Regions from separate parts of the Mus musculus genome. Here region 2 is linked to region 1. The links are chromatin loops, found by intact Hi-C in ENCODE. Cell type or tissue: left cerebral cortex. All regions are shown on one strand.

Region 1 (2,500 bases):
TGTAGCACTTGGGTAATCATTTGTCTGCCTTTGATCTGTGGAACCTGTGTGAATAAAGAAGCAGCTGGGTGCTCGTCAGTCAGAGCTGTGCGATTCCCTTGCACATCTCCTGACTCACTCCCCTTCCCTCCTGATATCATCTTGTTTCCTGATAACCTCTGTGGACCCCCAAGACAGCAACGACCCTCTGCCCCTCTGCTGGGGAAGGACCCTGGCCTCCCAGTGCTCTGGGCTCAAAAGATAAATTATTTGGACAACATCCAGTTCTCCTGATTGCTTCCTGTTTGGAGGCACACGGGTTGTGTTGCCTGAAAGGTTAAAAACCTTGTTTATTGATCAGACACTCTGGACTATCAACGCTCTGTTTGTCAGTCCATAGTCCATGAGTGACAATGGGTGAGAACCCAGATTGCTCATGAGAAGACTCCAGGAGAACAGGACAAGCGTCCTGGGACCTCAGCCCTCCAAAGCAAAGCGTTGTTCTTGGAACGTGCTTTTGTGCCGCTCCCAAGTGTAGTACACAGGAGTGGGTTGACTTCAGATTACCGTTAGCTCACTTCAAATGATGTTCCCAAGCATGGGCTGTCCTCGAAGCTGTACACAGCCGGAACTCATGTGAATACACCTTGCCCTGTGATTGTATGTAGCTTCAACTCACGTGAGCCTTGCTCATAAGACCTTGCTCAACCCTCAGAATACACATACACTGTCTGATGCTCCAAGTAAAGTTGGCTATTACATGAGACTTTTGTCCTGCTCCTTCCTCGTCCAGGTTCACACTGCTAACTAGAGTCGTGACAACATTGTTCTGCATGCTGGAATGCTTCAGAGGAATATTACAGATATCTGGAAATATATTCCCTCCTCTTCCTCCTCCTCTTCCTCTTCCGTTTTCTTCTTCTTTCCAGGGTGTGTTAGCTGAGAGAAAAACTTAAAGCAGGAGGAATGTCTTTGGCCCAGCTTCAGAATTTTCAGCCCTTGTTAAAGCTGTTCCCGAGCTCAGGGAGACGCAGGATGTGATGGTGGAGAACGTGTGGCACCCGGAAGCAGAAGAGAGGTCTTTTCATGCCTTCTCTAAGTGGTTCGGGCTGAACTGGTAACACTAGGGAAGTAGGAGCAGGGAGGGCCGAGAGCAGAGACACAGCACAGGACACAGAAGAGCAGAGGCAGGGACCGCTGAGTGTAGGCAGTCGTGCTGGGGACACAGCAAGGCAGCTGCTGCTGGACAGCTGAAGAAGCAGCAGTTGATTGGTTTGTGAACAGTCAGGGAAGGAGCGAGAAGGAAGATGGGAAAGAGGACAAAGAGGGCAGAGCTGAGGTTGAAAAAGCATAAAGGGCTGTAAGGAGAGAGAGGAGAGAAATCTCGGGTCCTTGTTGCCAGAAAGAGTCCTGGAGAGCTACCAAGTCTTCATGCACAAGGGTCTTAGACCCGGGGCTGAGAGAGCTGTAACACAGGTTTCTGCCAAAGGCAGAAAGGTCAGGAGCCATGGGGTCTGTATTGAGAGCTGAGGATACTGGTAGTAGAGGTCTGCCCAATGACTGAACACTAGAGGGCGCCAATTGCTGCTGATTCCCAAATAGTCCCTTGGCTTGCTTCTTCTGCAGTCACTGAGGATAATTGCAGGGAAGCAAAAGCTGCCAGGACTGGAAATGGCAAAGCTTCTTGCCTATCCAGGTGGAGGGAAAGAACCTTCATCCAGCAGATCCCTGACATTTCCACACTCAGAGCTTAATTATCACAATAGCTTGCTGTGGACTTTGCATAGGCATGGCTCTGACCTTCCTTTACCACAAACTGCACCAGAATAGGCGGGGAGGCAGGGGTGGGGCTGGACAGGGGGCAGGGAACAAATCTGAAAACTGATGAAGAATTTGTATCCAAAGGAATATTTTAGGATAAATTAGATAATATCATTCGGCAATCTTATCATAGTCGGTAAATTATGGACAGCTTTGACTTTGGTAAGAGGATTTCTGCAATAGCCTAAATGAAAGGAATGAAGCATGAAAACAGAAATAAATGAGCACAGTTAGCAGAGACAATGAGAACTAAAGGAGGTAAGAGGGTATTAAGCTACCTGTCAGACACGATAAAGCAACGGAAAGGGTAAGAGTTAAATAACTATGAAATCTGACATGTATACACCTGGTATTTCTGAAGAACACACAGCACAGAAGTTTAACACTCATACGGGAAAGCTTCACAGAAAATAACTTGAGAAGTCAAGGGAAAATGCATGCTGAGGAAATCCCTTGCTTCCTGTGTAAACAGGGGTAACTCTCACAGCTAAGGGGTGATAGGAGGTTTCAGAAATTATTTGCATTTGCCCCTCATGTGAGCTCACCATAAATATAAATAAAATGCATTTGTCTATATAATTTTTTATCTGGTTGTATACTCACAACCTAGAACCGTTGGTCACCCGTCTGGGACTTCCTGTGTTTCAGGTACATTCTCTACTGTCACTCCATTCCTAACAGCACAACCATCCATCCACAC
Region 2 (2,500 bases), 150 kb after region 1:
AATCTTGGAGTGGGTAACGGGCAGTACTGCCTTCAAATCATGGACACCTGAGAGCTAGGAAGAAATGAATCCCATTGTGGTCTGGGAAGAGATTCGGATGTCGGTGTCAGGCTTGCCACACTTCATGGTCTTCAGAAGCCAAGCTGAGTCCCAGGCACATGCTGGCCTCAAGAATGCCTTTTCGTAACAGTTATCAGCTGTCACCTCCCATCTCGAACTGAGGGTACAGAGTGTGGCACGGCAAAGTTCATTCCAGATCCTCTGTGTTCACAAACTGACATGTCAACTTTTCCGTGCTGTTCAGTGTCTGAAAACAAGCTGACTCAGTGGAGTCCCCTACAGAGAGCGGACCACAGAGGAAACCTGTTCAAATGCCCTACAGTACTTGTCTGAGCCAACATAAAGAAGGCAAGTACTGAAAATAAAGATAATTATTGCCTTCAAATCCCAGACAGCTCTGCGACAAGGCTGGGAGTACGTCCCCACCATGGTGCCATATTTGACTATGCCATCTTTGAGATCCCACTTGGGAGACCACAGTGCCTAGGGTGATCCAGGCCAGTCTCATCCAGGCTCTATTTACACAGCTGCCTCCTTCCGCAGATCTCTCTTCTCTGCTGTGAAGTCTGATAAATCAGAGACAGTCTCTCTAATAAAGACAAACCCAATAGTTCAACAGCTACTAGGGGCCTGCATGTCTAAAGGAGAGTGGGAGGTGGGGGGGAAGAAGAGGACATGGTCACCAGCATGTGTTGCCACAGCCAGTGACAAAGGCTCTTCTTTTTTGCTCTTTTTTTTTTTTAAAGATTCATTTTATTTATATGAGTACACTGTAGAAGAGGGCATCGGATCTCATTACAGATGGTTGTGAGCCACCATGTGGTTGCTGGGAATTGAACTCAGGACCTTTGAAAGAGCAGTCAGTGCCCTTAACTGCTGAGCCATCTCTCCAGCCCCGACAAAGGCTCTTCTGTCCTGCAGTTGCTAGGACAACTAGCCTCTGCCATTGAGTTTCCATTTAAAGGGATGATGGGTTCACTGGTGTCTGTCATGCAGGATGCCAGAAACACACAGCAGGAGTCTGCTCCTCCTGGCACCGTGCAGTGCTAGCCCTCGTGGGCATTGGCCCGCTGCGGCCCGCTGTGGCCCGCTGTAAGCCTTGCCATCCCTGGAGCCCTGCAGACCTGTAGATAAGACGGGGGCTAAAACTTTGAGGAGACCCTTCCTCACACCGTGTCCCATCGTTTGCCTGTCTGCTGGGGGGGAGGGGCTGGGGAGGGGTGGTTCCTGAAGGAACCGCAAACCAAGAAACGTCCTCCCAGGTGCACCCCTGCTGTGGGCCTTTCCTGTCATCCACGCGGGCAGCCAGCAGGGGGGGCAAGAGCCATTCTGTTTTCCTATCCCTGACTCCCTCCCCCTCGACCTAGAGGAAATCAGCCGCAAGGGGGAGCTAGAGGGAGACGGCTGTCCTCAGCACAGAGTCTTTGCAGGAGATTCAATTCATATCGGAAACACAGAGCCCTGACAAATTTATAATAGACCAGTTCCTTCCTCCTTCCCTGACTTCTCAGCCCGGAGCTGATCTTCATTTCACCGAATGTCTAGATTATCTCACTTTCTCCTTAAGGAAGCTGGTAGTGGGAGAGAGGGAGGGAGGAAGAGGGGGGTCAGGGGCAGGAGGAAGACCTACTCTCTGGAATTCGTTGCAAAAAATGTGAATGAAAGCCGGGCGTGGTGGCACACGCCTTTAATCCCAGCACAGTGGGAGAGAGGGAGGGAGGAAGAGGGGGAGGCAGAGGCAGGAGGATTTCTGAGTTCGAGGACTGCCTGGTCTACAAAGTGAGTTCCAGGACAGCCAGGGCTATACAGAGAAACCCTGTCTCGAAAAACAAAAACAAACAAACAAAAAAAAAAAAAGTGTGAATGACGCTTAAGGATGAAGAGGGAGGTTTCAATTTGATAGCTGTAGCGGTACGTAGGGTGCTGGGGCATTCCCCGGGATCTTCTCTCTGTATTCATGCGTTTGTTTAAAATGTCTTTGCTAGAATTAAAAAGCAGTAACCCAAGTCCTCAGGACCCGGTGAAGTATTGTCTGTGCTGAGGTACCATGGATGCAGGCTACAGCTTCAAATAAAACCTCCAGTGAACGAGCTCTGTAGCATTAAACAAGACGTCTTTTTCAGTACCCAGTCCCTCCTCTGCCCTGCTTTAAACCCTCTAACCTACACTCCGGGCAAAAATGGGTGAGAATCACGTTAGTATGTGGCTGCTTCAGTTACATGCATGGGCTGGGGGGGGTGGGGGGGGGCAGGGGGCTTGGTACACTGATGGTGTGCAAAGGAAGGGACAGTCACTGAAGACTCTGCCTCTCACCTGAGACAGGACAGTGGCGACCCAAAGTCAAGGAGAGATTCTCAGACATGACTTGAAGAAAGACTTCCCCCTTCCCCACCCCAGAAATCACTACTCAGCCACCCTCTGCTTCAGCTGGGTGAAGACC

What was found. Hi-C counts contacts between places; a loop is a spot of excess contacts. Peaks named below come from ENCODE experiments on the same cell type or tissue, not always from the same donor. Only the 100,000 strongest peaks of a DNase experiment are listed, where the experiment ranks them.
Region 2: it touches region 1 in a loop (2.1-fold over the local background); 1 of 42 quality-filtered maps calls a loop at or near these places.

What each region holds. Positions count from the first base shown.
Region 1 is chr6:128,629,259-128,631,758 of GRCm38, reverse strand. No RefSeq gene overlaps it. Among named protein-coding and RNA genes, the nearest start is that of Klrb1a, 7.6 kb to the right of the region's middle. In left cerebral cortex, a CTCF peak has its summit at 1,558 (motif pointing right); DNase peaks (open chromatin) are centred at 1,171 and 1,568; H3K27ac peaks cover 242 bases.
Region 2 is chr6:128,478,865-128,481,364 of GRCm38, reverse strand. All of the region lies in intron 2 of Gm10069 (predicted gene 10069), which reads right to left. Among named protein-coding and RNA genes, the nearest start is that of Gm10069, 41 kb to the right of the region's middle. In left cerebral cortex, a CTCF peak has its summit at 1,412 (motif pointing right); a DNase peak (open chromatin) is centred at 1,422; H3K4me3 peaks cover 254 bases.